2 separate regions of the Homo sapiens genome follow, and region 1 is linked to region 2. A link is an interaction called in ENCODE POLR2A ChIA-PET data of the cell type or tissue named here. Cell type or tissue: PC-9. All regions are shown on one strand. Links, peaks and the distances in the headings refer to the core of each region. The heading gives the core; the rest is flanking DNA. Region 1 has its middle 19 kb from the start of LINC02016. Region 2 has its middle 51 kb from the start of PRR23E.

The links. ChIA-PET counts read pairs that join two places held together with the same protein. Peaks named below come from ENCODE experiments on the same cell type or tissue, not always from the same donor. Only the 100,000 strongest peaks of a DNase experiment are listed, where the experiment ranks them.
Region 1: POLR2A ChIA-PET joins it to region 2 with 7 read pairs; 2 of 35 experiments call an interaction of 5 or more read pairs at or near these places.

What each region holds. Positions count from the first base shown.
Region 1 is chr3:127,403,867-127,416,314 of GRCh38, reverse strand. No RefSeq gene overlaps it. Among named protein-coding and RNA genes, the nearest start is that of LINC02016, 19 kb to the right of the region's middle. RefSeq lists enhancers at 9,873-9,932, 12,419-12,448. In PC-9, for the core only: no CTCF peak of the experiment used is centred there; no DNase peak of the experiment used is centred there; H3K27me3 peaks cover 3,571 bases.
Region 2 is chr3:127,136,317-127,148,764 of GRCh38, reverse strand. No RefSeq gene overlaps it. Among named protein-coding and RNA genes, the nearest start is that of PRR23E, 51 kb to the left of the region's middle. RefSeq lists an enhancer at 9,513-10,013. In PC-9, for the core only: no CTCF peak of the experiment used is centred there; a DNase peak (open chromatin) is centred at 6,714; H3K27me3 peaks cover 2,284 bases.

The sequences.
Region 1 (12,448 bases), core at 2,937-7,936, 270 kb before region 2:
TGGTAGCTTTATAATAAGTCTTGAAATCAAGTAGTATGATTCCTTTTTGCTCTTCTTTTAAAAATATTGTTTTAATTATTTTAGTTTCTTTGCTTTTCCATTTCAACTTTAGAATCAGGTTGTCAGTTTCTATAAAAATCCCACTGGGATTTGACTGGAATTGCATTGTATGTATAGATTAGTTTGGGGAGACTTGACGTTTTAACAATACCAGATCTTTTAATCCAGACACATGATTACCTCTTTCAATTTCTTTAGGTCTGTGATTTCTTTCAAATGTGTTTTATAGTTTTTAGCATGCAGATTTTGAATATATTTTTTAAGATTTATACCTAAGTATTTTATAATTTTGATGCTATTATAAATGACACTTTTAAATATCAGCTTTGAATTATTTATTTTTAGCATATAAAAATAGAACTAATTTTTGTTTATTGGCCTTGTATCCTATGGTCTTGTTAAGCTCACTCATTAGTTCTAATAACTCTTTTTTAGATTCTTTGGGTTTTTTTTTTTACATAGATAATTATGTCATCTGTAACTTTCTTTTTTGAGACAGGGTCTTGCTCCGTTGCCCAGGCTGGAGTGCAGTGGTGCAATCATGGTTCACTGCAGCCTCAACCTCCCAGGCTCAAGCAATCCTCCCACCTCAGCCTCCTGAGTACCTGGGACCACAGGTGCACACCACCATGCCCAGCTAATTTTTCTATTTTTTTGTAGCCATGTTGCCTAGGATGGTCTTGAACTCCTGGGCTCAAGGAATCTACCCTCTCCGGGATTATGGGCATGAGTGACTCCTGGCCCTGCATTTTTTTCAATCTGTATGCCTTTTATTTCTAAGTTTTGCTTTATTGTATTAGCTAGAACTGCCACAACAATGTCAAATGGAAGTAGTGAGAGTGGACATCCTTGCGTTGTTCATGACCTTAGAGGAAAGTATTCAGCCTTCCCCCATTAAGTGTTGAATTAGCTGGAGTTTCTTCATGGATGCCTTTTATCAGGTTGGGAAGGTTTTTAATCATGCATGGATGTTGAAGTGTTTTACTGTTCTTAAAAGGAGTCGGAAGGAAGAAACTCTGTTCTCTGGAACATTTTTGTACCTGGTTATGATGATTGGAACTGTGGCAGCCATTTTGTGACCAGGAAGAGAGCTAGTTTGAGGAGCAAAGTCAATCCATTGATAATGGGAAAGTGGAGAGATGGGAAAAACCAGACTTTCCATCATTGGTCTATTGAATTAACCAATCCTGGACCTTCCTTTACCACCAGAATTCTTGTCATATAAGAAAATATGGCCGGGTGTGGTGGCTTATGCCTCTAATCCCAGCACTTTGGGAGGGTGGGGCAGGAGAATGGCTTAAGCCCAGGAGTTTGAGCAGCCTGGGCAATGTAGTAAGACCCCATGTCTATTTTTAAAAATTAAAAAAAAAAGACATTAAATAGCTCTATTGTTTAAGCTTTGTTGTGCTGAGGTTTCATCCCTTGCAGCTGAGAGCTGCTAAACTGATACACACGAACACTCGAAGGTAGGAATTTGTTTTCTCACGGCTGCCCCATGCCTAGGATGGTGCCTGGAATATAGTAGGTGCTTGCTTAACATTTGCTGCAGAAATAAATGGAGGCCAGGGACTGAGGCATTTGCATTCTGAGAGTCAGTTTTGCTTCAGTCTGGTGGGAAGCCCTGGGGAGACAGGGAGAATTCTTTAGAATGTGTCATGTGAAGGGAAGATGACTGCTCTGAGCTTCGGAAAGGAGACATCAGACACTTAAGCAGGAATGGACTGGGTTTAAAATCAGGTCTCAGTCTTGAAGTGTGAAAGTGAAAAAAGAGGGGAAAGAGATGTAGAAAGAGCCAGAGGAAGACAGGAACTGCTCTGGGAGAGCCTTGTTCAAATTCTCCTTTATAGGTTTGAAAGCCCAATTTCTGCCATGTAAGGAATGATATATTTTTCGTTTCTGGGAGTAGCAGCCTAGGAGACTTGTTCTTTAGTCACGAGCCCTGTTTCAGAAGATAAACTATACAGATTGCAACAAGGAAAGAGGACATGTAATGCTTGCAAATTTCCTGTGCAAAGTTGCTGTCTGCCTAGAAATTATGCTCACTAGCAGTTTAATGTTTCAGTTAGAGAATACTTCCAATGAGGTAATGCAGCTATGACTGGGTGTCACCTTGCCCATCCTCCCATCCTCCCCGGCCCTGGGGAGTAATAAGCGGGGTCAGAATGCCCCCATCCCACCCTGGCTTGTAGCAGCTGCCTGGGGGTGCCCCAGTGTATGTGGGGGTGGGCAGTCCTTTCTCTGTCACCATCCTCTGCACATCCCCTGTGAGAACAAGTGAATCATGCCACATTGGAATGTTCTGAACTACTCTGACTTATTCTTTTGGTTGGACAGTGTAGGGGTTTAAGCTGGGAGCTCAAGGCAGAGTGGGTTCAAATCTCAGCTCTCCCACACACTGTCTGTGGGCAAGCCATATTGAAACAGGAGAGTTCCCTGGCCCCCCTTGTAGGATGTGCGACAGGGGTGTGTCTCTCTATTGGGCCACCAGGAGCTCAAACCCTTTATGGCAGGGGAGGGGAAGGGGGAGCATGCAGACAGGCAGGTGCAGGAACCAGGGCAAGGGCTTTTGGGCTTGGACCCCATGGCTGGCCATCACTGATCTGCTGGTCTGCTGGTCTCTCCTGGAATTTGGGATTTGGGGTTTATATTGGGGGCAAGATAGGGGGCATTGTGGGCCAAAAAGGCAACTTTTGGGGCACGAAAACAAGAAAGCCTGTTCTCATTTATTGACCTGGGAATCCAGGCTTGAGGGTGGGGCCTTTGCTGGGAAACCACTCTCTTCTACCTACTACTTCCTTGTCTCCTGTTCGGAACAGTATTTATGTCGGGCAAATCATTTATCCTCTCTGCACCTCTGTTTCCTCATCTGTAAGAAAGGGGGATACCATCAGTGCCTACCCCAGATGACCAAATGAGGATTAATCTATGTGGTTAGGACCCTGGGGCTTGCTGTTATTCTCCCTGGCAGAGGGTGACAGGGGCCCAAGGTTATTGCATGGGGAAGAGGAAGTGATTCCAGACAGTGACTGGGAGTGATTTCCACAGTGAGGCCAGAGCCCAGGAGGCCCCAGCATTGAAGACTGGGGGTCAGAGACAGCCGTGGGTGGCACCCCCTTGGTGACCTTGAGGGCTGATGTGTGTTCAGACAAATATGGGACAGAGGCGTGGGGACTCCAGACCATGAGTGAGCCACAGGAGGCATCGAAGTGGGAATCCCAGGTGAGATGGGGGCTGGGGAGGGAGGGCAGGTGTGGTCTGTGCCCAGAGGTAGCAGGGTGCCAGGGAGATTCATGAAGTTAGTGAACTAGAAATGCTGTGCAGGGAAGTCGGGTAGGGCCACAGTCATCGCTTCAGACCTGGCCTTGACATCAGAGGCAGGGGAACAGCCTCTCAGGAGGACGAAGTGGGCAGGACTCGCTCTGAGGATGGATCCTTCCACCAGTCCCTGAAATCCCTGACCTCTGGGATTGGGGAGAGGGTTAGGAACACCACTGCCCAGCCATAATGGACAAGGAAAGGGAAGCGAAGGTGAGGAGCCTCCAGCAAGGAACTTAGCCCTCCGTGCAGACCAGAGAGGCTGGTGAGAGGCTGTCAGGCCTCGTCTCTGAAGGGCCAGCTCTAGCATGAGTATCTGTGGGGAAAAGCAAGAGAGATCAGATTGTTACTGTGTCTGTATAGAAAGAAGTAGACATAGGAGACTCCATTTTGTTCTGTACTAAGAAAAATTCTTCTGCCTTGAGATTCTGTGACCTTACCCCCAACCCCGTGCTCTCTGAAACATGTGCTGTGTCAAACTCAGGGTTAAATGGATTAAGGGTTGTGCAAGATGTGCTTTGTTGAACAAATGCTTGAAGGCAGCATGCTCCTTAAGAGTCATCACCACTCCCTAATCTCAAGTACCCAGGGACACAAACACTGCGGAAGGCCGCAGGGACCTCTGCCTAGGAAAGCCAGGCATTGTCCAAGGTTTCTCCCCATGTGATAGTCTGAAATATGGCCTCGTGGGAAGGGAAAGACCTGACCGTCCCCCAGCCCGACACCCTTAAAGGGTCTGTGCTGAGGAGCATTAGTATAAGAGGAAGGCATGCCTCTTGCATTTGAGACAAGAGGAAGGCATCTGTCTCCTGCCCGTCCCTGGGCAATGGAATGTCTCGGTATAAAAGCCGATTGTACGTTCCATCTACTGAGATAGGGAAAAACCGCCTTAGGGCTGTTAGGGCTGGAGGTGGGACATGCAGGCAGCAATACTGCTTTGTAAAGCATTGAGATGTTTATGTGTATGCATATCTAAAAGCACAGCACTTAATCCTTTACCTTGTCTATGATGCAAAGACCTTTGTTCACGTGTTTGTCTGCTGACCCTCTCCCCACTATTGTCTTGTGACCCTGACACATCCCCCTCTCGGAGAAACACCCACGAATGATCAATAAATACTAAGGGAACTCAGAGGCTGGCGGGATCCTCCATATGCTGAATGCTGGTTCCCCGGGTCCCCTTATTTCTTTCTCTGTACTTTGTCTCTGTGTCTTTTTCTTTTCCAAGTCTCTCGTTCCACCTTACGAGAAACACCCACAGGTGTGGAGGGGCAACCCACTCCTTCAAGTATCCAGGGAAGGTTTGGGGCTAGGCTGGCTTGGACACAGTGCTCTCTCCTGGATCTGGGCACCTGGCAGTGTGATTGTCCCAGGGAGGGCCACATGCTGGGAGAGGGTGGGGCCAGCTGCAGAGGAGGGGCAACTGCTGAGATTAGGCCCCTGGGGAAGCTACCCAGCTTATCTCTATGCAGCAGGCAGAGAGAAAGGTCCTCTGGACCAAAATGAGCTAGGTCTGCCAGAGTTCTAATGATAACGGTATCCTATTTCCATTTGCCATTGTTTCCCATGTGTATACTTTCCTCAGAGCTGCTCAGTGTGGTGTGGGGACCTGGGAGGTGGGAAGCCCCTGTCCCTGTAGATGCTCAGCCGGCTCTGGTTGGCTCTGGCTGGGCTTTGTGCACCAGCAGGAAGCTGTTCCTCAAGGGCCCCATGATGTCCCTTTGCAATCTCAGATCCTCTGGTTCTTTTGACAGTCTCCCTTCCTTTGGTGCACTGAGCAGGTGGAAAGTTCCCCAGAGCAGTAAGGTTGTCATCTTGAGAGGACAAAATGAACAAGGTCTCCAGGGCACCATGTAGACTTTGCTGCCTTAGCAGAGATCTCTCAGGGACTCACTCCTGTGTGCCAGCTACCCCCTTTTCCCGAGGACAGTCAGAGCCTTGCTGAACTTCCTCGGAATCTGTGTGGATCTGCTCTGGGTGGGTGGAACAGCCCAAGATAAGGCTGGAGAGACGTGCGGGCCCTGCAGTAGTCCACCTCTGTGCCCAGGCAGGCCGGGCTGAGAACAGTGGGGATGAGAGTGTGCAGGCCTGGGCATCTGAGAGTGCCTTGTGCTGGCCTGAGCACCAACCAGCTCTTTGCCCCATTTTACCCTGACAAGAGCCCTCAAAGAAAGCACCAAGAGTACGGCTATTGTCTTTCATATGAGAGGAGGCCAGGTCCCAGAGTGGGCTGGTGGCCACCTCCTGGTGACGCTGTGGATCTGAGACACATCTTTCACTCCTTGCTCCTCCTTTCTGATGGTCATGGCTAGGTTCTTCTTCTTCAACAGTGGGGATGGTCTAGGATCTCTTCTCCCAAACAGAAGTCACTCTAGGTCTCATAAACAGGTGATTTGATACAGGGAAACTGGTAACCAAACTGGCTGGTGACTTAAGCAAGCCGGAGATTCATGACTGCTGTCCCACAGAGAGAAGGCAGTGTCACCAGAGCCCAGAAACCAGGGCACCTTTCGGAGTCATGGTAGAGGCTTCTGCATGGGAGCTGCGACCATGGAAGGGGGTTCAGTTTGGCGGAGCCCCAAACTGAGCTAGAGTTATGAAGGAAACAGCACTGCCAGAGGTGCTGCCAAGACTGAATAGGGAGAAACACCTGGCTATCTTCCTCCTCCTGCCCGCCAGCCTCTATCAGTGCCTTCCCGTAGACATACTTTCAGGAAGCCAGAGGGCAAGGCAATGCCCTACGGTACAGAGCAGGGCAAGGAATGAGATTTGCAAAGAGCAAATCTCAGATGTAGTGTCCAACATCCCCATGACCAGGCATAGTCCAGGCCCAGCCTCGGACCAGGGCCAACCCCAGCTCAGTGGTTCCTATGCGAACCGTAGGCCATGTTAGCCTTGTGCTCTGAGCTCTGAGTTACATGGCAGGCAGATGAACAGGAAGACAATCTGGGAAGCCCCACCGTGGGGCCAAGAGGGCACCACCCATTTCCATGCATACCTGGACTCCAAGCCTGGCTCCTTCACGCCTTAGCTGGGTGGCTCTGACTGTCACAAAGGAGCTCCAACACCTCCGTGAGTGTCAGTTGTTCTCATCTGTTCAATGGGTTTACTGTGCCTTCATGGGTATATTATGGTGAGGACTAAACGAAACAAGACCCTGTGTGAAATGTCCTAGCACTGCCCTTCTCTTCCTTTGGCCAGGGGCTGCTTAGAGCAGCAGCAGTCCTTCCATGCAGCTGTGGGCTGGGAGGCCAGCAGGGAATTCAGCTCCAGCAGGCAGGGCTGCCAGCTGCAGGGCCTGCCCTGACCTCAGAGGGGGCAGCCACCACGGGGGCCGGGGGACAGGAGGCTGCAGCTGCAGGCCCCATCTGTCAGTGGTGGATGTGGGGTGAAGGGAAGGGGATGAGCTGGGGAGGGAGGTAGGGAGACAAAGGAAGGGGAGAGTAAGATAAATGAGCAGGGAGCACCAGAGGGTGGGCTGCCTTCTTCCTGGAAGCCACCCTCCCTTCCTCTGCTCCCTGGTGGAAATGTCACAAGGCAACCTCTTAAAGACATAGAAAGGATCTGTAAAAGTCGGCAGAGAGAGAGAGAGAGAGTTGTCCCCCGAAGTGAAGGGACAGTGATACCTGGGACAGGTTGTCTGAACAGGCAGTGGTGGACAGTGGAGTTTGCCAGGGCAGGGAGGGGAGGCCGGGAGGAGGAGGATGGTGGAACTGGCAGTGGTGGAGGTGACAGGGGTAGGACCCTGGAGGCACGGCTCTCACACTAGGCTTTAAGAGGTACTGAAGGGAGTGGAGCATCCCACTGAGCCTGTCCCCACCGCTTCCAGGTAAGCTGGCCCCGAGAGGTTAAGTGACTTTCCCAAGGGTCACTCAGCTAGTTGGTTCTGGAGTCACTCAGTGAGCCTGGCTCCAGAACCCCAAAGACAGGCTGTTGCACCAAAGCACTCACTACCGCTGCTGGTACTTATAGTGCAGCCACCTTGGTGAAGTCTCAGTGGCCATCCTAACAGTCCTGGTCACTGTTTCCCAGGGACGCCCAGGGTTGGCTCATTAACCAGCTGCCTGCACGGCTTGACCCGGTGGCCTGAGCCTTTGCCTCTCTGCACCCTGATGCCCATAGGGGGCGGAGGGTGGTCAGAGAGGAAGTGTGGACTGCCAGCAGTGCATCTCTCCGTTGTCATGGCAACCCGGGCACCGTCTGCACCTGTCACTCATGAGGACTGGAGCTCCTGGGGTGGGGGTGGGGTTTTCAGATGCTTAATCCGCCCAGGCGAGGCTGAGACCCCTGGGCTCGCCCCATCCTCTCTTCCCCTGTGTCCTCAGGACAGTCACGGCCTATTTCCACCCCATCCCCTTCCCGGGCCACATGCCCTGCCCTGAGTGGACGGGGTGGTGGCCAGGCCTGGGTCTGCAGCAGCTTCTGGCCCCATTTTCTGAATGACCTCCCTGGGGATGGTCAGCCTCCTGCGTTTAAACACAAGTCCCTTGCTGCTGGAACTTGTTCATTCAGCCAGAGGAGAGTCTGGTCTGGGTCTCTCCCCATCAGAGTCCCAGTCCTGCACCAGCTGCCTGCTGGGCAGCTCCATGGAGGCCTCAGAGGCTCCAACCTTGCCCTGCATCTGAACAGTGCTGTGGCCTTCTCCGCAGAGCCTGCTCTCCCCCTCCACACTGTCCTCATGGGCACCTTGGCCTCCTCTCTCATCCAGGCGCTGTCTGTCAGCACATTCCGCTGGCTCTACCTTCAAAACACGTCCTCAATCCAACCATTTCTCACTGCCCCACCGCCACCCGCTGTCAGGGCCACCCTCCCGTCCTCCTTGGATGACTGTGACAGCCACCCTGCCCTACCTTCTCCACCCAGCCATGCTCACAAAAGCAGTCAGAGCGGCCCCATTGAAAAGTAAGCAAAGCAAGCATCTCCTCCACTTAAAACCCCACTGGCTGTCACCTTGCAGTGAATAAAGGCCACATTTCTTAGGATTCTGTGACCCATACCCCCACCTTCCAAAAGCCGGTCTGCAAAGCTGTGGGGCTTGCTGGCGCCCAGCCTTTCAGTCCCCATTCCAATATCACCCTCTCCATCAGACCCGCTCCCTTCAAACTGCCACCCCCGACTGCTCCATTTATCCCAAAACATTGTACTAATAATCATTCACTCTTCATGAAGACCACTGCCTCCTGGCTGTCTCCCCGCCTGGGGACTTTGTGAGGCTGGGGCTCTGGGCCCACACAGGCAGTTAGTTAGCATGTGCTCCGTGACTGAGCCCCAGCGGGGGTGGTGCATTCATTTGTCCACTCCAGGGCCTGCAGGGTCTTGGTTTGAGTCACACAATCCAGTGTTTCTGTTAATTTGAAAGTAGAGGCCAACTTTAACCAAAAATCAAGGTAATTGAAACAAAAACCTAGACATCTAAGCTCTCTGGGGAAATGGAGGAATCGGTCCACACTGTGCCCACTCCCATCTGGATGAGTTGGCTGGGGCTGGGCGGAGGTCATCCCCCTTAGGTGGGGCCACGGTCCCACAAGCGCCTGGTGCTCACTGCCAACCCTGTTACTCATGTCCCTAAGCCTCCAGCCCTCTGGGGCTCTGAGTTTGGCTCTCTGATTACCCCAGTCATCTTTCCCCACCTTGCGGTGGGTCCCTTCTGCTCTGTGGCAGGGTCTGCCCAGAGCCATGGGGCAGACTTAGTCTACTCTGGCTTGGGGTAGGAGGTGGTTGCTGTGCAGGGGTGGCTGGAGGCCCAGAGGGTTCTGCATAATACTCACAAGACAGTGATCAGGCAAGGCTCCCAGGGAGGTGGTCTCCGGGGAGAAGTCAGCCTAGGGGAGAGGAGACCATGGAGGAGCTAAGGAAGCCTCTGGGGTGTGGTCAGAGGGGTGGAGGGCTCTGAGAGGAGAGGGCAGGGGCAGGGCGGCCTAACAAAGAGCCAGAAGCCAAATGCCACCAACTGAGCAGCATGGAGGCCCAGCTGCATTCTGCCTCCGTGGGGAGACACTGAAGCCTGCAGCCAGGGATGGGACGTGGTGTAGTCGACACAGAGGTGTCCCTCCCCACTCTTCACATGCCTTGTTGTAGGTGTGCAGTGGAGACCACCTCTGACTGTCAGCTTCTTCAGGGCCGGCTTTGCCTGAGGCCATGCCCTCCTGAGGGCTCTAGGGGATAAAGGCCCCACCATTTCCATCTGCTTGGGGCACTGAAGGGCTTGTTCTGTCTGGAGCTCCCCTCTGGGTTGGCTGAGCGTTCTCGATTTTGCATTGCAGACTGACTTCTCCCTCTGCCCAACATTCCCCCACCAACCCTTCTTCTCACAAGGGTTGATCCCTAATAAACATCTTTCACCCCAAACTCATCTGGCCGGTGGGCCGAGGCAGGCTGGGGAGGAGGGTACACTGTGAAGTCAGGAGGTAAGCTGGGAGGTTCCTGCACCAGCTAGAGCCGAGAGGAGGAGACCTGAGTCATGCCATGGAAGACCAGAAAGTTTCAGCAACAGTGGATCACGTGGGGTTCAGCCCCCTGCTGGTGAGGTAGGAGCGACCTGAGCGCAGGTCCTGCCTCCACAATTTCCTGGTGACTCTGGGAAGCTCCCTGTACCTCTCTGAGCTGCAGCGATTGTATCTGTAAAATGGCAAGAATAGGGATGATAACTGTCTTGGGGGGTGGTTGTGAGAGTTCAATTGGATAATAGACTCAAGAAGCTCAGGCAGGGCTTGGTATGCAGTCTGCACCCTTTTTGTAAAGGTTGTATTGACAGGTTTGGTATCAATCATAGAACCCCAGAGTCAATCATCAATATAAACATCTGAGCAATGTGAGCCCCTCTCAGCCCTGGTGTGGCCCTCGGTTGAGGGAATTCCCACCGAAAGCAAAAGACCTATTGTGGTCTTTTCCTCCACAAATGAGTGGGGTATTTTGAAGTACTGGGAATTGGTTGGGGACACACATTGCTGTCTTCGTGGAGCCTGAGCGGGTCGGGGATCCGGGGCCGAGGGAAACGTTGCCAGAGGGCTCAGGAGGGTCTCCAGAGGCCAGTGAGATCCCAGCCCAGCAAGTTCCCAGGTTCTTGATACCGTCCAAGAAAGAATTCACAGAGGAGTTAGAATGAACCGAGGGTTTGGGTTTCTAATTTTATGGGTGTCTAATCAGTGGGTGGAATAATCACCAGGTATTCTGGAAAAGGAGGGGATCTCAGGGACCCCCAGTTACTGCCCCTTTCTCTCTTATTTGGGTTTGTCTGGAAATCCAAATAAGACACAGACATGTTATGGACGTGTCACCGTGACCAGGATTTGGGCCGTTTTCTCTCCCTTATTTTGGGTTTTTGGTTATTTTGTGGTTTCTTTACCCTGTTCTCGTTTTAGCTGTTGTTTGGGTTTCTCCATCTTCCTGTGACCACCTGGTGCTACTCCTATCTGAGAAACACTGGTCATGTCTTTCTAGCTCTCAATTGCCACTGATGGGCCTGAGGGGTGTGTGTGGGGTATGAGCAGGCTCCAGCTTGGCTCTGCAAAACTGACTTCTGAGGGGTTTCTGGTAGTCATGAGTCCCAGCAGGGCATGTGATTGGGCACCTGGACGGCCGTGCCCTTTATTAAGCTACTGAAGTCTTTGCACACAGCAGGGTAAAGAGCCACTGCCTGGAGCTCCTTGAGTGTGGCTCCATTCCAGACTCTCCCAGGCATTCCATCCACCTTCCTACTCACCCAAGGTGAGTGGATGAATGCCTGGCCCCAGGCCCCTGAGTGGCTGGTGTTCCTGCCAAGATGTCACAACTGTCTGCAGGTTGCCTGTGGGACCATTCCTGCAGCTCATTCCAGGAATGTCCTGCCGCGCTCTGTGCTACCGGGGACATGGAGCCGTGGTGGCACACAGCTGTGATTCTGTTCTCCCGAACCACATATCCACTGGGGGAGGAGGAGAGCCCAGAGGAAATCCGGAGCACTGTTTTTAGAAAGAATATCGTCACCAGCACTTACTGAGGGGCTTTCCTTGAGCCTAGTGTTGTTCTTAGCGCTTCCCCTGTGCTGTCAGATTCAAGCTGCCCACACTCAGTGGGGTGGGGGCCGTCATCATTTTACTTATTCTCACTCACGTTCTGGGTGAGGGTCACACAGCTAGTGAGTATGGAGCAGGGACCAAACCCAGGCAGTCTGCTTCCAGAGACCATGCTCTTGGTGACAAAGGCCTGGCACAGCAGCGTAGAAAAAGGCCAGGTGTCTTGCCCAGGCATTCCGAGGCTACAGATGATCTGGCATAGCTCCTGACACCTGGGAGCTGCCCACTGGGCTTCCCTGGCCCCTCTGGGCCCAACCAGGCATCAGAGGGGCCCCCCAGACCCCCCAGGCTTCTGTTTCTTTCCCCTGCACCCTATCACTGCCTGTTTGGAGATCTTGACAGTAGATGAAGTGACAAGTCTTTGTGCTTAATTAAGACACATTGTCCCACCAATTGGGAAGCAGAAATGGCTGGGCTGTTTTACAAATAGAAACAATTCTTGTTCATTATCCCTTAATTGAGGCAACAAAGGGCTCTGGAAAACATCCATCAGAACACATTCATGAACATTAGCAGAGAGGATTCGGTTTAGGACCACACAAAAGGAAAAGCAAATGTTCCAATCAGGAGTTATACAGACAAAGGGAAACAAAGGCCTGGAAGCACAAATACTACAGAATTAGCCCAATTACACACTTGATGTGGTGGGGAACAAGTTTCCTGGCTTCTGGCCAGCTCTTCTCTTTGCCTCTTGTTACCTTCTTCCTTTTCCCTGGTACCAGATGGAGAGGGGCAAGAAAGGAACCTCAGAGACCCTCTGCGAACCTGGCTTTGGTCCCCAGGTTGGGGAAGTGATGGGTTAACAGAGAGTCTTGAGGGACCCAAAACTAATCTGAATTCCAGATGTGGTCTGCCTGTAATTGTCACCTCCTTCATTTTGGTCACTATACTTCTTGTGATGCAACCTAAGATACTCTGTCCCAGTATGGATTTTAAGGTCAGCTTGTGGTTGGCTAAAGCTGCTGAACTGTTTTTACAACTTTTTTTTCAGGCTGGGTATTCCCCATCCTATATTTACA
Region 2 (12,448 bases), core at 4,019-9,018:
CTAGACATACATGGTAATACAGACATGGGCCTCTCATTAGTTGTACCCAGTGACCTCTCCATCAGCCATCTGACAGTTAACTTTCTTCTGGATCCTTTGATGACACGGAATCAGCCATTAATGGTGATGTCTATATATTCATCCATATTTTCAACTTACAATTTGTGTTTTTTAATGTGTCTAAGAAGCTGTCCCCTAGCATTGAATCATGACAATATGCACCTAGATGACTTTGGATTTAGAGGTATGTGGATAGCTGACACCTTTTCAATGTTAAGTGATCCCATCCATTCCTGAAGTCCAGAAAAAGAAAAACAAGGTTTTTAGTTGAGGGTAAGGAAGGGATAAGTGATCCTATAGCTGCCTCATCTGTGAGCACAGTCCCCGTCTGCACCCTGCCCTGGACAGCTCAGCTGAGGTCAAGAGGCCACAGCCCTGTCCCCAAGTATCTCCTCCTACCATTGCCCAGACATTATTTCCTATGAGCCTGCCTTGGGGAAAGCCAGGGGCAGGGCCCACAAGGTGATGGGGACATGGTGGGGACACAGGGCTAGCTCCACCATTAACAGGGAGACAGACAATGCATAAAAACAACAGACACAGAAAATATAATTGCAAGTTGCATTGTCCTTCTGAACCTAGGCATATATGGGAGTCTACACACATAAAAATTCCCTGAGCTGTACACTTAAGATTGTATACTTTTCCATATTTGTATAGTACCTCAATAAAAAAGATGAGTAATAAAAGTGAATCCTCTTCCTCCCCTTCTGCCCCATCTTCTCTCCTTCTTCTCTCCCTCCTCCCTCCCCCTTTATTTCCCTTTTCCCAGCTCTGTTGCATGTTGAATGGATTGGAGTGGTAAGGAGGGAGGTGGGAAGGGGCATTAACGGATGACTACCAATAGCTGGGGGAGAGACAGTGGTGGATTTTGAAGGGGGTGATGGTGAAGAGTGGAGTGGACAGGCTGAACCCACACTGAGTCCCCTGTGGGATTTGGAGGTATCTGAAATGCCATGGGTGGTGGCATGGGGGCCCTGGCTGAGATGGAGAAGGGAGATGTGAGGGCACACAGGGTGCTCAGGGAGGAGCGAGGCAGATATGGGGTCCCCTCCACTCAAGAGGCTGGGCAGCCACTGCCTTTCTGTGTTCCAGCTCATCTGCTCAACGGCAGGGTGTTCTCATCCAGAAGGGGAGGGTCCTGGTTTTCCTTGCCCCCTCCACAGTGTAAGTGTCTGGGGCCGGGCTGATGGGTTGGCTGCAGGGCATGGCTGAGGATGGCCCACTGAGGTGTTGGCCGCCAGCCATTCTGAGTCCATTCCTTCTCATTCCTTCTGCCCCCTCCATCTCCCCCGTCTCCTCCTCTTCTTCCTCTTCCCCCACACCCACCAAGAAGAGGTCAGCGACAGGGAAGACAAGTAGTAAGACCTTGAGGAAGAAGACAGAACAGAAGACTCTCGGGTAGTGGAGCTTGGGAGCCCAGGGGTCTGTGGCAGCCTGAGCAGAGGCAGGTGAGGGGTGAGGGAGTGGCTGGAAAGGCAGACACACCTGGACCCTGATCCCAGCTCTGCCCCCACAAGTGGTGGGATCTTAGAGGCTGTGTACCTTGCAGAGCCTCAATGTCCCCATCCACAAAATGGACTGGTGCCATCTCCATGTCCTTCATCATCACAAGTGACTATGCTGAGAGACTCCTCAGAGGGAACAAGATGTCTTAAACCATGGCAATTCCACCACTGCAGGCCATGTCCCTCACTGTTCCTGTGACCCCCGTGTTACCAGCTTCCATGCCTGACCACATGGGACCAGCTCATGGACCTACTAAAGGCTTTTAGAAACACAAAGTGTGGGCTTCATTAACACAGGAAGTGCCCAATAAATGTGTGATCTTTCCCTTTCCAGAAGTGGCCTCCTTGATGCACAGACCTTAGAGCAGGGTCTCAAACTCAGTTGCCTGCCCAGGCTGTGTGTGGCTGGAGAGAGGTGGATTGGGCACAGGTCGCACTGGCAGGGACAGACCCCTGGCTGCAGCCCAGAGCCAGTGAGCCATCTTTCTTTCACAAGTAGCTGGAAGATGGATTGTTATGTGAAAGCTCCCTGTTTCAAAATGTTGGCAACTCATGGAAATTGTTTAAAGCAGTCTGAGCCAAACAAAACTTGTGTCTGGCTGCTGGGTAGTGATGCTGAGGCATCTCCACTGCTCCTACATTACAGGGGAAACACAGAAAGGTTGGCCAACTGGGCCAAGGTTACACAGGAAGCAAATTGGGCAGTGGGCCATTGACAACTGGAAGCCATCCATCCATCCATCCACCCACCCATCCATCTATCTACCCCTCCATCCACCAACACACCCACCTATCTACTCACCAACCCATCCATCCATCCATCCATCTACCCCCCCATCCACCAACACACCCAACTATCTACTCACCAACCCATCCATCCATCCATCCACCCATCCATCCATTCATCCACTCATCCATCCACTCGTTCACTCATTTAGCAGATGCTTCTTGAGCACCTGCTGTGTGCCAGGCCCTATGTTATGGGTGCAGGGGACATAATGATGAACAAATATATAGATATAAATTCTTCTTCTCATGGATCTCATATCCTGAGGGAAGCTAATAGACAAAATCGCTCAGTTCTAGACTATATCAGGAGGCAACAGGGCTGTGGAGAAAACTGAAGCAGGGAAAGGGTCGCATGTGCTTGGGTGGAGTTGCAACTTTTAAGAGGGTGACCTAGAAAGGCTTGATGGAGAAGGTGGCCTTAGAGGAGAGATTGGAGGCCAGGTGTGGTGGCTCATGCCTGTAATCCCAGCACTTTGGGAGGCCAAGGTGGGCAGATCACCTGAGATCAGGAGTTCAAGACCAGCCTGACCAACATGGAGAAACCCCATCTCTACTAAAAATACACAAATTAGCCAGGTATGGTGGTGGGCGCCTGTAATCCCAGCTACTTGGGAGGCTGAGGCAGGAGAATCGCTTGAACCTGGGAGGCAGAGGTTGTGGTGAGCTGAGATCGTGCCATTGCACTCCAGCCTGGGCAACAAGAGCGAAACTCCGTCTGAAAAAAAAAAAAAAAAAAGGAGAGATTGAAAGGCGGTAAAAGAGAGAGCACCACGGGTGCTTAGCAGGAGCCAGGAGGAGGACAGGGAGAGGAAGGCAGAGAGGTCTCAGGCACTTGGTGGGCACATGTGGGCCATGGTGGAGCCTGCAGCAGAGGTGGGGCCTGCTCTGGCTTAGGTGTGACCAGCAAACCCTCCCGTGGGGAGCAGGGATGTCAGGGAATGGGCTGCCCAGAGCCCAGTGAGGGGGTGGGAGATGGCAGTGGCTGGGAATAGGCACAGCAGTAGGGGTGGGGGAAGTGGTCAGAGTCTAGACATACTGCGAAGGTGAGGCTGACGAGGTGTGAGCAAGAGAGATGGGCGTCAAGGATGGCACCATGCCTTAGGCCTGAGCACCTAGGGGGTGGGGTCAAGCTTCAGCCATGGCCATGAAGGTGGAGATGCTAGCCTACACCCCTAGTGGGGCTGCATAAGCAGTGATGGGGTTCAGGGAGAAGCCAATAGTCAGGGATCTGTGGCCCACCCTGGGCCAGCTAATGGAAGTGCTGAATCCGGCTTACAGTGAGAGACACACAGACTCTGGAGGGCACTGGGGAACACATGACGGTACCAGGATCCCTATGCAGCCAGCCTCATGCCAGGGGCTGTGCATGCACCATAGTGTCCTCATAGGATCAGGGGCAGCCTCTGTCCTCTCCTTTGAAGATAAGGAAGTTGAGCCTCAGAAAGGGGGTGAGAATTGCAAGGGATGTACAGCTGGTGAGGAGCAGGACCAGGATGTGGATACAGGGCAGGCCTGGGTCCTGCAAGGACCTCACACCCCGACACTGGAGCGGAGTGGACGTCTAGCCCAGCAGACAGAACATAGCCTACGTGGTCACTGACAGGCGGGTAGGGGCTGCCCAGGGCCAGTCAGCACCAGGGAGCATCGGCAGAGATGGTGAGCAGGCACTTAGACACTCTGGATGCCACTCATGAAGAAGAGGCACTGAAAGGACCAATCTAGACCTCAGATCCCCAAAGCTGCATTTGCCACTTCTTCTCACAGGTCCTATCAACACCTGCAATACAATTGTATCCTAAACGGAATCCGGCCACAGCCCCCTCCCACCTCCCCTCTGACTTGCATAACTGTACATGATCTGCAAGGGAGATGCAAAAATGGCTCCAAATCTCTCCCCTCTTTCTGCCCACATCCTTTGCAATATGATTCTGCAGCTTCTCCCACCAAAGAGTGGGCTTTATTTCCCAAACCCTTAGCTAACACAATGCACTGGAAAACAGCATGGCGCCTGTTCCAAGCCAAGGCCTCAAGAGCCTTTGTGTGTTTCAATCTCACTCTTAGGACCCTGTGACCAGAGTGTGAGGAAGCCAGGGAGATCATTGTGGAAGGGGAGAGACTGTGGAGAACGGCCCCGCCATCCCAACTGTGTTCAGACATCTTAGTGAGCCCAGCAAGAAGAGCCAAGCCCCAAAAGAAAGGAAATCAGCATATTGAAGAGAGATCTGCATTCTCATGTTTACTGCAACACTATGCATAATAGCCAAGATTTGGAAGCAACCTAAGTGTCCATCACCAAATAAGTGGATAAGGAAAATGTGGTACATATACACAGTGGAATACTATTCAGCCATAAAAAGAATGAAATCTTGTCATTTGCAACATCATTGGAACTGGGAGACATTATGTTAAGTGAAATAAGCCAGGCACAGAAAGAGAAATTTTGTATGTTCTCATTCATATGTGGGAGCTAAAAATTAAAACAACTGAACTCATGAAGACAGAGAGTAGAATGACAGTTACCAGAGGCTGGGAAGGGTAGCAGGGAGGGGGAAGAGAAGTAAGAATGGATAATGAGTGCAAACATAGAGTTAGATAGAATAAATAAGATCTAGTACTTGATAGCACAATGGGGTGACTACAGTCAACAATAACATATTGTATATTTTAAAATAACTGAAAGACTGGAACTGAAATGTTCCTAACACAAAGAAATGAAGAATGCTTGAGGTGATGAATACCTCAATTACCTCAACTGATTATTACACACTGTGTGCCTACCAGAGCACCACGTATACCCCATGAATATACACATCTATTAGCTACCCATATAATTAGAACTAAATTTTTTTTTCAAAAGGCCAAGAAAAAAGGATTCATAAATGAGTAAAATTATAACACCCTACTTCCAGAAGAGCGAAGCCCGCCCTGCCCAAATTTCCAACTCACAGAATCATGAGCTAAACAATTGGTGGTTGTGCTAAGCCAGGAAGCTTTGGGGTGGTTTGTTACACAGCAAAAGCTAGCTGATACAGCCTCTACCTCTCTGTTCCTCAGGCTCAACACCAGATTTCTCTTTGATTGCCACATCCTCCAGCTTCATCCCTCTGCTACCAGGCCTCTCCTTTCCACTCTAGACTGAGGACACTTTTTTCCTGGGCCAGCCAAGATTGGCTAGCCACTGCTGACCTGGGTGAGGATTAAATGCCCTCCCAATGTATCCTGAACATTCACTACACAGCAACATTCTCATGCTCAACTTGCCCTGAGCTTCTCAAAGTCAGGGGCTTTCTCTTGGTCATCTCTGCTGCCCCAGGAGCAAGGTCAGAACTGGTCAGGTGTGGAGCAGGCTGTAAGGAACATTTGTTTAGGAAGCAAATGATCTTCCCAGGATGGAGTGCTGACTAAGGAGTGGCTAAGTGGCTATGTGAGAGCCCTGGAACCAGCTGCCTGGGTTTGCAGCCTGGCTCTGGGTTTCAAAATAGTGTGTATTGAGCAGGTAACTAAATCCCAGTTCCCTGATTTCCTTATCTGTAGGACAGGGAGGATTGCAGTCCCTTCATCAGAGAGTTGTTTATAAGGATTAAATAAGGGAATACTGAAAACAGTGTCTGGCAGGCACAAGTCAATGCTAAGTATTGTTATTTAATAAGTAGCTGTGAATGGTGAAGTCCAAGGCCTTGTCCAAGGTTACTTGGTTCTTCATAGTCCTGATTCATCCTTACCTGATGTCCTGAATTTTGGGTCCCACTTTCAAATCCCAGCTTCTCAGTCCTAGGTCAGGCCCCACATCATAGCCCCTATCCCCCTGGAGCCAGGCCCTGGCTTCCTCCTCCCTCCCCGGCCTGGGGCCCTCCACCTGTCAGCTCCTCTCTGACATCCTTTCCTCTCAGCCGGTTCTCACCTCCTCCCAGGAAATGCCACTGCAACAACATTGATAAATATTTATAAAGGCAGCCGAAGAGATGGCGCACAAACAAGCCAAATAAATAAGCACATTTTAAAACACTGAGCTTGACAGTTGACTTCCCCAAGTGAGTCTGTGTGTGCGTGCGTCACGTACCTGCACACACTCCCTGTCCTCACACATCAGCTCACAGGATGCCAGAGCCTTCTAGGCCGTCACATTGGGACCGCATGTTTCACAGATGGAGAAACCAAGACCCAGAGAGGCCTGGGCTTGGCTAAAATTGCCCAGCTGAGTGCGGGCAGGCGGCAACCCGTGCCCAGCATCCCGGCTTTATAGAGCCAAGGTTCCTGCTTGGCCTGGTGTCTATAAACAGAGAACAGCTGTTAGCAAATGCATTAAAGGATTTCATGTTTACTCTGCTCTTATCTGTGGCAATAACTGTCAGTATCGGGGAGATAGCCGAGGTCTGTTTCGCAGGATGGCCATCAGCCAGGAGGCGGGGCTGGCAGCGACTGCCCTGACTCACCTGCAGTCTCCCGGCAGGGGCTTTTCCAAGAAGGGCACCTTCCAGCAGGACCTAAGGCCAGGAATATCCTTCTCATGAGAACTACAAACAGGCTGCCCTGTGTTAGGGGAGGAGGCCTGGGGCCTTGAGGGCTTTCTGCCTGGGTCTCAGTTTCCCCATTAGCCCAACAATGTGCCCAGACTCCCTGGTATCTAAGGCCCTTCACAAGCTAACATCCTCCATACGGATTCCCTAATTATCATCCTGCCCACAGGAAGAGGAAGCCCACACCCAATTCAGGTCTCATCTGCATAAAACTCCCCATCACCAGGCTATCAAATTCCCCCAAAGACCATCCCTGGTGGTTCATGGAGAGGCCAGGCAGGAGAAAGACGAGGTCACAGGACAGCTGATATTGACTGGTGTCATGTATCAGGGTTTCACAGGGCTCCCCTTTATCTGTGAGCCCTATGCCATGAGCCCCCAGTTTTACAGGTGAGAGCATCAGGGAGTGAAGGGGTTTCTCAGTAGCCAAGGGCCCCTGCTAGCTGTGCTAGAGCCTGGTTTCTCATGACAGCGGGATGCCACCACCCCACACACAGGGACACCTCTGAGCACCAGGCTGGTGTGGCTCTGACCTGATGCTGTCTGGCACCCGACAGGATGGGCCCTGAGCCTCCAGGAGTGTGGGCCACTGGTTCTGGATGCACAGAGTCAGGTTCCAGGTGAGGGTTTCAGGTCAGGCCTGGTGCCCCAAACAGCAGGCTTCCCAAGGCAGGAGCAGCCACCCTGGCCACAAAGAGTTATGAGGCAAAGCCCGAGACGGGCCATGAGGGCCTGGGGCCCATGTTCTGGGCTGAGAGCGCAAGGGGAAGGTGCGGGGTGGGAGAGGTGGGGAGGCCAGGACTGCAGCCCCCACCCCAGCTCCCTGTCCTCTCAGAGGCTGAGGTGACTCTGCCACAGCTGTCCCATCATCTCTCCCCAAACTCAGCTCCAGCAGCTGCCCACTTGGCCCTGAGTCGCCCCCGCCAGTGCCTCTCACTCCCCTGTCCACACTGGCTCTGCCACCCTTCCTGACTAGAGGGGGTCTGTTAGAGTCTCCTTGGCACCCGTGGTGCCCACCTGCCACCCACCCCAACCCCACTGAGTTCTCCGCAGTGCCCAGCCTGATGACACCGGGCCCCGGCCCCATTACCACTCATCCCAGCACCCGCCCTCCCCTTGGGGGTTGCTCCTCCTGTTGTTCTGGTGTGGAAACTGAGTACTCACACTCACCGGCGGCTGTTCCAGGACTGGTCCACTGGTATCCTGCTGAGGCCTTTCCCCGAGCAAGGGCCACCTCCTGCCCATCCAGGCAGGCCCGGGATGCTCCAGACAGCTAACGAGCAGCTGGGCCCTGTGTGAGTACCAAAGGCCCAGGCACCACCCATCCCTGCTGTCTCACTCCCCCTCCCCACCTCACTGCCCCACCCCACCCCAACACTGTCCAACCCCAGCCTCAGCACCAGCCACCATCTTCTCTCACGGGGCCCCTGCAGCCACCCCCTTGGCCTCCACATGGCATCATTTCCCTCCTCCAACACAGCTGGAGGAGGAAAGGCAACCGCAATGAGTGCACACCGCTGGCTCCCCACGCCAGAGCCCACTTTTCTCCCCAGCCCCACTCTGTGCACCTGCTGCCCTCCTTCCCACTCACCTCTCCCTCACCCTCTCGCTCACTCTCCCTGCCCTTCCACAAGCCCAACTGCCCTTGCCAGTGCCTCAAGCCAAGCAGGGCTCACAGATGCCAGCAAGGCCTCCCCAGGGCAGAGCTCCCTCCTGCACCCTCCTCTAGCCGGGAGGGCAGCACCACTGTGCAGACAAGGAAACCAGCCTCCAGGGGCTTTGCCAGACCACACAGCTCCCTCAGCATAGCCCAGGCAGAGGTCTGGGTGGGCACAGTGCAGCTGCGGACGAGACCTAGGGGCATTGGCACAATTGCCCACCACAGTCCTGGCCAGCGCCTGTGGTCGCGTGGGATTATCACTCACAAAATGGCCACGTTATAGGACATGATCACCCAGCAAGATCCAGGGTTCTGTAGGCCCCTTATTAAGAAAGAGGATCAAGAGGGGTGTCCATGGGGTTCACAGAGGGACCCTTGCCACGGTCTGATGGTGTCTGCTGAAGCTGTGATGTGCCCAGGATATGGGAACCAGGCTCCAGGCCTGGGGTCAGGCAGATGGCCAGGAGCCTGGTCTGCGGGGCCCAGGATGGGGCAGGACCCAGATGACCCACGGGGCAATCAGGAGGCCATCGCCCCAGGGTCTTGTCCTTCCTCAGAGGATCTGGCCCAGAGAGGAGCCAACAAGATGGAAAGGGACCACCACCAAAAACAACAGTTCCAGTCCTCGCATAGAAATGGAAGCTCTGGAGCAGGGATAGAGCCACAGTACTGCACGCTCATGCACACACACACACATTCAGACATAACACAGACACACAAAATGCAAACATCACTCACAGAAATAAACATGCACACAGGAGCAAGTGTGCATGCCATAAAAGCGTGCATGCAGATTCAGACACAAGCGCACTGACTCACAAGGCACAAATGTACTCATACACTCACAAAACACGGAAACAAGTGTGTATCCAGGCATATGCCTATATATACACAAAAACACAGCACATACACACGTGTGCAATCCAGGCACATGGCCCTCTATCCACACACACACACACACCCCCATCTCTGTCTCTCTTTCTGTGTCTGTCTCTCCCTCTTTCTCTCTGTCTCTTCCTCTCTGTCTTGATCTCTGTCCCTTTCTGTGTCTGTCTCTCTCTGTTTCTCTCTCTCTCTCTCTCTCTCTCACACACACACACACACACACACACACACACCATTCTCACAAGTGAGCCTCGCTGCCTTTGGTCTGAGCCCAGAATAGAGCGTCTCTCACTTCTGGCCCCTCCCTTCCCAGCCCTCTTTCCCTAATTAGCCCAGGAAACAGGGGCTGCTGTACCAGCCAATTCAGCCTGGGCCCGGGGCGCGCCTGGAGCACGCCCGGAGCTAAGAAGCACCTGTCACTTCGAGGATCCCTCTTAGCTCAGCTGACGTCTACCGCCCCTGGCAGAGCCCAGCAATGTTGGTGGGGCCAAAGCAGCCTCGGAAGAGAATCACACGGGCTGCCTGCTGGGGAGCCTCCCAGTCCCTTTTTGGCCAGGAGCCACTGCTGGGCTGCTCCACCCAGCCAGTGAGTCGTCATGGGCACCTACTGTGGCAGGCACTGCCAAGCTCTGGGGACGCATGGGTAAGCAGAAACAGCCAGCCCAGCCTGAACAGAGCTGTGTCTCAGGGAAGACAGGCGGGCCCATCAGGTCATCAGCTACAGATCATAGCTCCACTGAGGTGGCCCAGCCATGGGCACAGGCCTGTAAGGCCCCCAGGTGGGCATCTCACCTGTTCTGGGAGGCAAGGGGAGCTTTCCCTGGGGACCAAGGCATCCCAATCTGAGGCATTATCTGGGTGAGGCCGGTGAGAGGCTCCACCAAGGGATTAGAGTGTGCAGAGGCTTTGACCTGGTCTGCGCTCCGCAAGAACAACATGTGGCCACGTCCCCCCAGGCCTCCTGAGAGGCCCAGGCGGGGCACCCTCCAAGACCCACACCCTCAGGCTCAAGGCTCTGATCCTCTGCCACCCAGGGTGCTGCACACGCACTCAGTGCACTGGGACGCAGACTTTGAGCTGGGAGATCAGTTACAGAGATGTGGAAACTGAGGCCCAGGAACTGGTGGCAGTAAGGGAAGGAAGTGCCCCAGACAATGTGGCTAGTTTGCCAGAGTGCCTCAGAGAGCAGCTGGTCCAATCCTCCTCAAGCACAGATGAGGCAACTGAGGCCACATCCACTCTGACCTACTCTGGAGGAGAGGCAGCCACAGGGGCAGGAGTTAGACCTGCTGAAGTGGCCCCAAGGAACTGAAAGGGTCGCAGCAGAGCATATGTCTGTGTGCATGCATGTGTGTCTGTGTACGTGCATGTGCATCTGTGGGTGTGTGAGTGGGAGGGTGTTACATGTGTGCTTGTGAGTACATGTGCACATGTGTGTCTGTGTGCCTGTGTGTGCATGTGCTGGGAGCTGGCATGGAGGAGTTGGGACACTAGCAGGCTGGCATTTGACACCCACCGTGTCTGTTCTGCTTGGTCAAAGCTCACATCACGCAGTTGTCAATATTTAGAAAGGCAAAATTAGTGACTCTGGTCATGAGTCAGTCAGAGCCCGAGATGAGGGTTTGAGGAGGCTGCATCCACGGCACCTGAAAGCCAGGCCAGCTGGGCAGGAGTGGTGGGCCCATAGCAGGCCCAGGGGCACAGTGCCTGAGGGGGAATGCCATATGTGAGGCCAGTGCTAGATGGACCAGCCCATCAGTGTGGACAGTGGGGGTGGGGGGGTTTCTGAGCACCAGGAGGGGTTATGAGAGATGTGGTGGAGACATCCCAATGGCATGTTTTTCAGATGCCCTCCCAAGTGCCCAATGCTAGTCAACTGAGCCCGTCCTGCAGAAGCAGAGGAGCCCCGAGGTCTCCTGGCACAGGCTGGCTATCAGCTAGGCATTGTGAGCAGGCATGAGGTGTGGTGAGAGAGGCCAGATACAAATGGGCTCCTATTGGTTGCGTCCGCATCCATGAAGGTCAAGGGCAGGCAGCGCTAACCTCCTGCCAGAATAGTGGTTGGCCTGTGTGGCAGATATTTCCCTAGCGGTGCCACAAGTGACCTCACAGGTGCAGGCAGTGTTCTCTCTCTGGGCCTGGATGACGTCACCCATGTGGTGCATGAAAGATTGCAAGCTTACTGCATGGAACTTAGATGTCAATAGAAACGTCAAAAAGCAAAGCAGAAACCCACTCTCCAAAGAGAATAAGCGATCTGCAAATGGGCTGGGACCCACAGGGGGCAGCCTGCCCTCCTGCTCCAAGTTTAGGACTGAAACTGTGGGTGCCAATGGGCATCAGGTGGCACCAGGTGAGGATGAGCTGGGGGACAGAGGAACCATGACTGACCCTCCCCAGAGGGACAGAATCCAGGGGCACTAGCGAACCCAGTCACAAGTGGACACGGCCAGAGCCATCTCCTAGCCCAGGGCCAGGAGCAACATTCTGGCAGTGCAGGGAGGCGGGGCACAGGGGGGGAAAGAGGCTGGTGTGGAGGTCTGCAGGGCAGGGATTGTGGCAATGGTTACCTAAGGTCCAGGAGGTAGGGGTCAGAGGGTCAGGGAATCAGGTTAGGAGGTCAGGGAGAAGCTGAATGAAATCCCAGGAAAGTTCCCAAATTGCTGGCAACCTGCACTCTCGGGTCTCACCCACCAGAGCCTCCTGGGAGGCTGGCATCAGGGTGTGGACTGAGCTATGGAGGCCCTCTCCAGCTCAGTTCCCCATAAGTCTGCCTCCCTCGGGAAGCAGAAAGGTCCAAGGGCGTTCCTGCAGCTCCTCTGCCATGAGGCTGTGTCCACTGAGGCTCTACCCTGGCTTCCAGGCCTGAGGCACTGGGTGGGACACCCCCTCCCACGGGGCCCACGGGCACTCACATACCCCAGGGAACCCAGCCGCAGTCAGGACCATGCCTGGTCCGTGCCTCTCACAGGGAGCAGAACTGACGCTGGCTGGGGCATTGTCCAGGTCGCAGTGCGCACGATGGGTGC